Regions from separate parts of the Homo sapiens genome. Here region 2 is linked to region 1. A link is an interaction called in ENCODE POLR2A ChIA-PET data of the cell type or tissue named here. Cell type or tissue: GM12878. All regions are shown on one strand. Links, peaks and the distances in the headings refer to the core of each region. The heading gives the core; the rest is flanking DNA.

What was found. Peaks named below come from ENCODE experiments on the same cell type or tissue, not always from the same donor. Only the 100,000 strongest peaks of a DNase experiment are listed, where the experiment ranks them.
Region 2: POLR2A ChIA-PET joins it to region 1 with 5 read pairs; 1 of 35 experiments calls an interaction of 5 or more read pairs at or near these places.

What each region holds. Positions count from the first base shown.
Region 1 is chr12:93,093,577-93,097,976 of GRCh38, forward strand. All of the region lies in intron 3 of LOC643339 (a long non-coding RNA gene), which reads right to left. LOC105369908 (a long non-coding RNA gene) reads left to right here. Exons shown (of 4, transcript NR_188219.1): 2 at 2,539-2,660. Among named protein-coding and RNA genes, the nearest start is that of LINC02412, 79 kb to the right of the region's middle. In GM12878, for the core only: no CTCF peak of the experiment used is centred there; a DNase peak (open chromatin) is centred at 2,035; H3K4me3 peaks cover 331 bases; H3K27ac peaks cover 673 bases.
Region 2 is chr12:92,564,693-92,569,092 of GRCh38, forward strand. All of the region lies in intron 1 of LOC105369905 (a long non-coding RNA gene), which reads left to right. Among named protein-coding and RNA genes, the nearest start is that of LINC02397, 100 kb to the left of the region's middle. In GM12878, for the core only: no CTCF peak of the experiment used is centred there; no DNase peak of the experiment used is centred there; H3K27ac peaks cover 172 bases.

The DNA of each region.
Region 1 (4,400 bases), core at 243-4,242:
ATGACTGCCACCCTGACAATGGTGACTGATATCATCAAGTGTAACATGCATCCTGATTCAAGTTGTTCAACTGTGACACAACGGGTACCTTAGCACTGATGAAATATGGTACCCGCCTGCGTCACATGAGCTTCTCATGATCCAGCAGCCTCTCCTCACCTGACACTGGCTCTAGTCCCCAGTAATGACTCTGATCCTGTTTGTCCTAGGAGTCTTCTCTTCCTTTGTTTCCCACTTCCCTCACTGGGCTACTCAGTAACCAGTTAGCTGTTAAGGCGCAAGCCTTTTTTTATTTTAATTTTTATTTTTTCCAAAACTCCTCAACAATTGCAATTGCCACTTTGTTTCTACTATTATTGCCCTTGACTTATTTCTTTATTTATTTAAGTTTCTTTTGTTTTTAAACAAGAAGGCTGGGTACAGTGGCTCGTGCAGATAATCCCAGCAATTTGGGAGGCCGAGGCAGGTGGCTCACTGGAGGTCCTGAGTTCAAGACCAGCCTGGCCAACATGGCAAAACCCTGTCTCTACTAAAAATACAAAAATTACCTAGAGGTGGTGGCACACGCCTGTAATCCCAGCTACTCACATGGCTGAGGCAGGAGAATTGCTTGAACCTGGGCAGCAGAGGTTGCAGTGAACCAAGATCGTGCCACTGTACTCCAGCCTGGGCAACAGAGCGAGACCCTGTCCAAAAAAAAAAAAAAAATCTCAAGGCTGGGCATGGTGGCTCACGCCTATAATCCCAGTACTTTGGGAGTCACAGTACTCAGGATCATCTGAGGTCAGGAGTTGAATACCAGCCTGGCCAACGTGATGAAACCTCGTCTCTACTAAAAATACAAAAATCAGCCGTGCATGGTGGCATATGCCTGTAATCCCAGCTACTTGGGAGGCTGACACAGGAGAATTGCTTCAACCTGGGAGACGGAAGTTGCAGTGAGCCGAGATTACGCCACTGCACTCCAGCCTGAGCAACAAAGTGAGACTCCATCTGAAAAAAAAAAAAAAAAAAAAAACCAAGAGAATCTTCCATCATCAATTGAAAAACAGTAACTGCCCTTATTCTCACCCAGGAGGAGAGAATGAAAAAATGTTATCATTTTAATATCTTTATAATTTTAGTACCATGTACATAACATGAAGTTTACCATTTAATCATTTTTATTACAACAAAATATTTTTTAATTTTTCTGCTATTGTTGTCATATACTTTACTTCCGTGCATGTTATAAACACCATGATACATTGCTATAATTTTTCCCCAAGAGGCTTTCAGAGGTCTGCAATGAGTTAGGGTTGAAAAAACAGTGATCCAATGTGCTAGTTCAAAGACTGCCTCTCCTTGGCTTCCAGGAAGCCTTCTAAACCTACCTTTTCTATTAGCCTACCTTTTTTTTTTCTTTCCAATCTTTTAAAATTCTATTACAGATGTACAGCAAGATCAAAGGGAACACCTTGTCCCTGGGGCTTTAGCTACTGGCTGGAAGAGAAGCATAGAAATGTCTTTAACTCTTTCCAGTGGATATCACTAAGGTTATCCAATCATCCCATGACCACTCGGCCAGAGGGGGTGAGATCACCCCACCACATCCTTTACATGCACACACACACACAAACACACACACACACACAAACACACACACACCTTTCAGGCTTACTGTTGCCTTTTTATTTACTTTGCTTCACCTTGGAAGAGACTGTTAATGCTCATGCTAACCTGATTTCACCTGTATAAAAATGTCCAGGGACATGTGGGCATTCTGTGATTTGTCCTGGTTCTAAATATCCCTGAGGGTGGTCCTGACCCACATAAAAACAAGTCTGCTTCAGAGCCAGCTTCAAAGCCTACCTCTCTGATCCCCAAACCTCAGGTGATCGCACTGTCCTCTGGCCAGTGATGGTTCTTAGAGTCTGTACTTCCTATTTGATATTTATACGCAATGGCGTGCTGGTAAATGTTTAGCACCTGGCTCTGGGGGTGGAGAGGTAGGAGTCTGGGTTCGGCGGGTTTATAGATTCAATTTCTGTGGTGTAAACACTCCCACCATGGCTATTTCAAGCCACCAGTATGATGTCACTGACCACAGTCAGGAAGAGACGCAGAGTGGCATATTGTTATGTAGTATTTCTACCACACAGATATAATACACATAAATAACTTCAAGATCAGAGATAATACTGAAAGGTAATAAAACAATTAGTAATGAGTTTTGACTATTTATTATCTTTGTTATTAGTATACTTTATTTAATTATAACTTTATATAATTTAATTTCTAATAATGGCTGTGTTTAATAACCAGCTCACAAAACTGGAAAACTTAGCAATTGGCTTTTGCAAGCCAGTAGGAGCAGCTCCAGCCCACAAAAGTAATAAAGTATATGCTATCTTGTATTATTATTTTAAATCTTTTATGTCCCCAACTAAATTATATACTTCAGATTATGAAGTTATTTGTCTTAAATACTTCTTTTTATTTACCATGCTGCTAAACACAAATAGGTAATTAACTTCTTTTTTTTTTTTTTTTTTTGAGATGGAGTCTCACTCTGTCGCCCAGGCTGGAGTGCAGTGGCACCATCTCGGCTCACTGCAACTTCCGCCTCCCAGGTTCAAGAGATCCTCCTGCCTCAGCCCCACTAGTAGCTGGGATTACAGGTACGTGCCACCATGCCTGGCTAATTTTTGTAGTTTTAATAGAGATGGGGTTTCACCATGTTGGCCAAGCTGGTCTTGAACTCCTGACCTCAGGTGATCCACCTGCCTCGGCCTCCCAAAGTGTTGGGATTACAGGCGTGAGCCACTGAGCCCAGCTGGTAATTAACTTCTAACATTAATAACGTTTACTCATTGTAAATGTTTTTGAGAGGCCACTAAAATTCACCAATAACAAAATTTAGACTGGGCCCCAAATCTGACCCTTCCTGAATCATATCTTTAACCTAGAAAGTTTATGCACTAAAAAAATTTATCAAAAAAGATATATTGGCTGAGTGAGGTGGCTCACCCCTCTAATCCCAGCACTTTGGGAGGCCGAGGCTAGTGGATTGCTTGAGCCTAGGAGTTTGTGACCAGCCTAGGCAACATGGCAAAACCCTGTCTCTACTAAAAATAAATGAAAAAAAAAAAAAAAGATGTATTACTGACAGTGTAATTGAATCATTTCTGCTACCAGCTATAAGATTGCCTACCATTAAGAGCAGCGGTGACCAGCTTTGTTATCAATGCTGTTAGGAACATTGATTAACTTTCAACCCCAACAAGCAAGCAAGCCAACTCCTATGACTGCTGAAGTGAGCGCTCTAAAAGAGAGAGTATTCTTGGAGGAGGGAGCCCCGTGGTGGGTAAACAAACTGAGAAACTTAGCTAACCAAACTTGCAAGAATGATCAGTCTCTTTATAATTTACGGTTACCAAGAATTGGCATGTAACCCAAAATGTCAACTTATTATCAAGGAGATACTATCATTATCCTACTGATGGAATATCTTCCCAGTAACAATGATATTGGTATTCATTAACCAGGATTCTTCCTTCCCAGAAACAAGGAATCAGATTAGCAATGAGAAGGATATTTGTTGTGTATCAACATGGAGAATTTAAAGGTCTTGAAGCATATATCCTCTAGATATGAAAAATCCAAACGAACTATCTCTCTTCCACAGTGGAGTGTATCTATTTGGTGCAAAAGTAATTGCAGTTTTTGCCATTAAAAGCAATGGCAAAAACAGCAATTACTTTTGCACCAGCCTAGTATCTAATCCCCAGACTATTAATATCTACCAAAGTGTGTCTGTCATCTATGAAAATTACTGGTAAAGTCTGTGAAAATTTTCACTGAAGGTCAGCAAAGGCACTATTATCTCATGCTGGAGAAGTTACAAGTGAATACTAGTACTAGTAACTAGTATTCATTAATACTAGTTAGCTTTGTACACTACAGTTCCATGGCAGAGACAGCTTACTGAAAATATGCCCCAGTTCAGGGTTGGCAAATACATAGCACATGTGCTGTCCCCATCCCTTCCCATACTCTTGGCAGACATCACTAATTGATCACTACACTCTTCCTTCATTGAGTCTTACAGTTCTTCCCAACACAGCTCTATATGCAGCACTACCAATCCTGGCCCTGAGCTCCAGAAGAAGAATTAGGAAGCAAGGCATGTGCAGGTTTCTCACAGGGAGGTTAAGGACTACATGGAACTAAGTGCATTATTTCAAGTTCATTTTGATAGCTTGCTGTTAGAAGGTTAATGTTGTTGCCTGCTGCTCCTTACTGTAAACCCCTAGGTCCTGACTACCGAGGGGATATCAAGGGCTCTATGTTGGCTTTGGTTTTTCTCCTCTCCAGTGTTACAATATGGAGATGCCTACGTCTTACTTACACAGAACGAA
Region 2 (4,400 bases), core at 122-4,121, 530 kb before region 1:
TCTTTCTTTCCCAACTGGCAAACATACACTACATAACCTTGTTGTAAAATCCCATAATTAATACAGTTTTGAATATTATGAGCCAAATTATCTGACCTAAAATATAGTAAGATATATAATAGTTGAAGACAATTAAAATTGTCTGATTGTACCTTGGCCCTGCCTCCATTACTTTTGAAACAACAGCTTTTCTTTTATGAAACATAATTTATTTTATCAGTATAAGTTATCCATAGAGTTTGATGAGAGAAGTTAGGACTGCCATATCCTTATCAAATATTCAGGACCAGTTTTAAATATTATTAAAAAGTACAACCAAGCTGAAAACTAAAGCAGTGCACATGATGCCCTGTGAAAGTAGAAATTTATTCTTTAAACAGATTAACTTATTTATTTATGCTGTTGTATTTATTTGGTTTTATCAAATGTTGTCTAAGAGACATAGCATAGCATGAGAGATAAACAAATTTACAAGCAAAAAACAAACAACCCCATTAAAAGGTGGGCAAAGAAGGTAAACAGACACTTTTCAAAAGAAGACATACATGTGGCCAACAAGCATATGAAAAAATATTCAACATCACTGATCATTAGATAAATTCAAATTAAAACCACAATGAGATATTGTCTCACACCAGTCAGAATGGCTATTATTAAAAAGTCAAAAAATAACAGATGCTGGTAAGGCTGCAGAGAAAAGGGAACATGTATACAGTGCTGGTGGGAATGTAAATTAGTTCAGCCACTGTAGAAAGCAGTTTAGTGATTTCTCAAAGAACTTAAAACAGAACTACCGTGCAACTCAGCAATCCCATTATTGGGTACATACCCAAAGGAATATAAATCATTCTACCATAAAGACACATGCAGAAATGTTTATCGCAGCACTATTCACAACAGCAAAGACATGGAATCAACCTAGATGCCCATCAGTGGTAGACTGGATAAAGAGAATATGGTACATATACCATGTATATACATAGTATACCATGGAATACTATGTAGCCATAAAAAAGAACAAGATCATGTCCTTTGCAGCAACATGGTTGGAGGCTGTTATTCTGTGAACTAACACAGGAACAGAAAACTAAATACCATATATTCTCCCTTATAAGTGGGAGCTAAACATCGACTACACATGGACACAAAGAAGGGAACAATAGACACTGGGGCTACTTGAGGGTGGAAGGTGGGAAGAGGATGAGGACTGAAAACTACCTATTAGGTACCACGCTTATTACCTGGGTGATGAAACAATCTACACACCAAACCCCCATGACGTATGCAATTTACCTAGGTAACAAATCTGCACATGTACCGCTGAACCGAAGTTTGGATCTAACCAGGTCAACATTTATCAGCTTTATTATCTTAAGCTTATCATTCAACTCTCTTGGAATCTCCGTTTCTCGTCTGTAAAATGAGATGGTGGCAATACCTATTTTACAGAATTGTTTTTAGAAAAAATATAATTGAGGTAAGTTACAACCTGGAAAGGATTTTTTTAAAAGTTTGACCTGTTTATACCTTAAAATATTGAGAAAATTGTCAGAGAAATGGTACATGCCAAAAGGCACCTTACACATATGCACTAAAAACACATGTTTACAAATGATGTAGACTATAAATAAATACTAAATATGTGTCTACAGATTTCAGGTCAGACAAATGTATATTTAAAAATTAACAGGGACTTCTAGATAAAGATGGCAGATTATGCAAATGTATTTATATTCTCTTCCATCCAAAAGCCTATTAAAATGTTAGTAAAGGAATACAAATAGGTACAAATTCATAAGCTAAAATAAGAAAAAGAAATGGACATAAACTGATAAAAGATTTCAACAATTTTTTTTTTTCAACAAACAACCCCAGATGAAAAGTGAAAACATGCTGACAGGTGAAAAGCATCCAAAGGGGTTAGCTTAGAGCAAAATAAAGAGGGTGGAGGGTTAGTGACAGCAATGGATATAGGTTGCCTGGAAGAACCATTGAGATGCTCAGAAATCTGAAAACTGAAATACCACAGGAGTGGGAGTGAGACATAAAGGCTAAAATGCAGAGGAAATCCATCAAAACTCTACTTATGAAACAGCTGATTTCACCACAATATAAGTTACAACCCCAGTCATGGCATTTGCTTTGCCCTAAAATATCAACAGAAAACCAAATATTCCCATACACTTGGAAAAACTTCTGAGTGTGAGACACTCTAATCAAAATAAACAAGAAAAGCTGATTACAAAATAGAAAGCCATATTATTTAAAAAAACAGACATTTTTGCAGAAATTCCAACACCCTTAGAAAGATTCAAGAATACAGTGCTTTCATTAGACAAGAACTGGATACTATGAAAAATGAACAAACTGAGATTTAAAAGGTTTGATTTTAAAAATATGATTGCCAACATAAAAAAGAGAAATACATTTTAAAAACTCAGAAAAGTCTCCCAGAAGATGAAATAAAAATAGACAAAAAGATCAAACCAGTCATGAAGTCTTTGCCCATGCCTATGTCCTGAATGAAAAGCAATGGCAACAAAAGCCAAAATTGACAAATGGGATCTAATTAAAGAGCTTCTGCACAGCAAAAGAAACTATCATCAGAGTGAACAAGCAACCTACAGAATGGGAGAAAATTTTTGCAATCTTTCCATCTGACAAAGGGCTAATATCCAGAATCTACAAAGAACTTAAACAAATTTCAAAAAAAAAAAAATCAAAAAGTGGGTGAAGGATGTAAACAGACACTTCTCAAAAGGATATTAAGGTGGCCAACAAATATATGAAAAAAAGCTCATCATCACTGGTCACTGGATAAATGCAAATCAAAACCACAATGAAATACCATCTCACAACAGTTAGAATGGCGATCATTAAAAAGTCAGGAAACAACAGATGGTAGAGAGGATGAGGAGAAATAGGAACGCTTTTACACTGTTGGTGGAAGTGTAAATTAGTTCAACCATTGTGGAAGACAGTGTGGCGATTCCTCAAGGATCTAGAACTAGAAATACCATTTGACCCAGCAATCCCATTACTGGGTATATATCCAAAGGATTATAAATTATTCTATTAAGACACATGCACACATATGTTTATTGAGGCACTATTCACAATAGCAAAGACTTGGAACCAACCCAAATGCCCATCAATGATAGACTGGATAAAGAAAATGTTTCACATATGCACCATGGAATACTATGCAGCCATAAAAAACGATGAGTTCATGTCCTCTACAGGGACATGGATGAAGCTGGAAACCATCATTCTCAGCAAACTAACACGGGAACAGAAAACCAAATACCACATGTTCTCATTCATAAGTGGGAGGTGAACAATGAGAACACATGGACATAGGGTGGGGAACATCACACACCAGAGCCTGTCGGGGGGTGGGGGTCTGGGGGAGGGATAGCATTAGGAGAAATACCTAATGTAGAGGACACGTTGATGGGTGCAGCCAACCGCCATGGCATGTGTATACCTATGTAACAAACCTGCACGTTCTGCCCGTGTATCCTAGAACTTAAAATATTTTTTAAAAAATAGATAATATTGGTTACTATTTTACTGTTAAAGATCAAACCAGGAAGACTAACAGATAATTAGTAGGAATTATGAAAAATAAGTAACAAAACGGGAGGAAAGCAAATTGCTAATTTGAATGATAAAAGAGATTCTGTTCAATTGAAAGCCTTAAGATTTCAGATGGGAAGAGCCCACCAGTGGCTGTAAAATGACTTCTACCACGTGATCACGGCTCAAAGGAAAAAGCAGAAAGGAAAAGCAGATCATATCATCTGCAAAAGAATGAGAATCAAGCTGGCATTAAATTTCACATTAGCAATACTAAATGCTCAGGAAAAAGGAATAATGCCTTTAAAATTCTGAGGAAAACATATTTTTAAACTATATTCTCTATACCTAATTAAATTACTATACAGGTGTGAACATAGATCACATTTGCATGTACTGATTTTCACACATTCAAAGAATCAGAAAAGCTGCATCTCACATACAGTTTCTTAGGAATTGTGTTGAGTGTGTCTTTCAATAAAAGGCTGGAGTTCCACAAATGAGGAAAGCAGCCCAACAAAGAAGAGACAGTTGTATAGGAGGCCTAGACAACAAGTACAGACAAGAGTAACAGGATGAAGCACTCTTCCCTGAAGTAGCTTCAGAAGAAGGAAGTTTCTGGAAAAATTTTAACCAAATCTCTGATGCAATGGACAAAAAAGTTGGGCACGTAATAAAGGCAAATAGTACTTTTAAAAAGCCAGTTAGCAACTTCAGAAAAATTAAAAGCTGTACAAGACAGGAAATATAACAGCACACTTCTTGACACTGTGATAAACAATACTGTTTTGAGTCCCCGTGTAAACACTATTCATTGATTT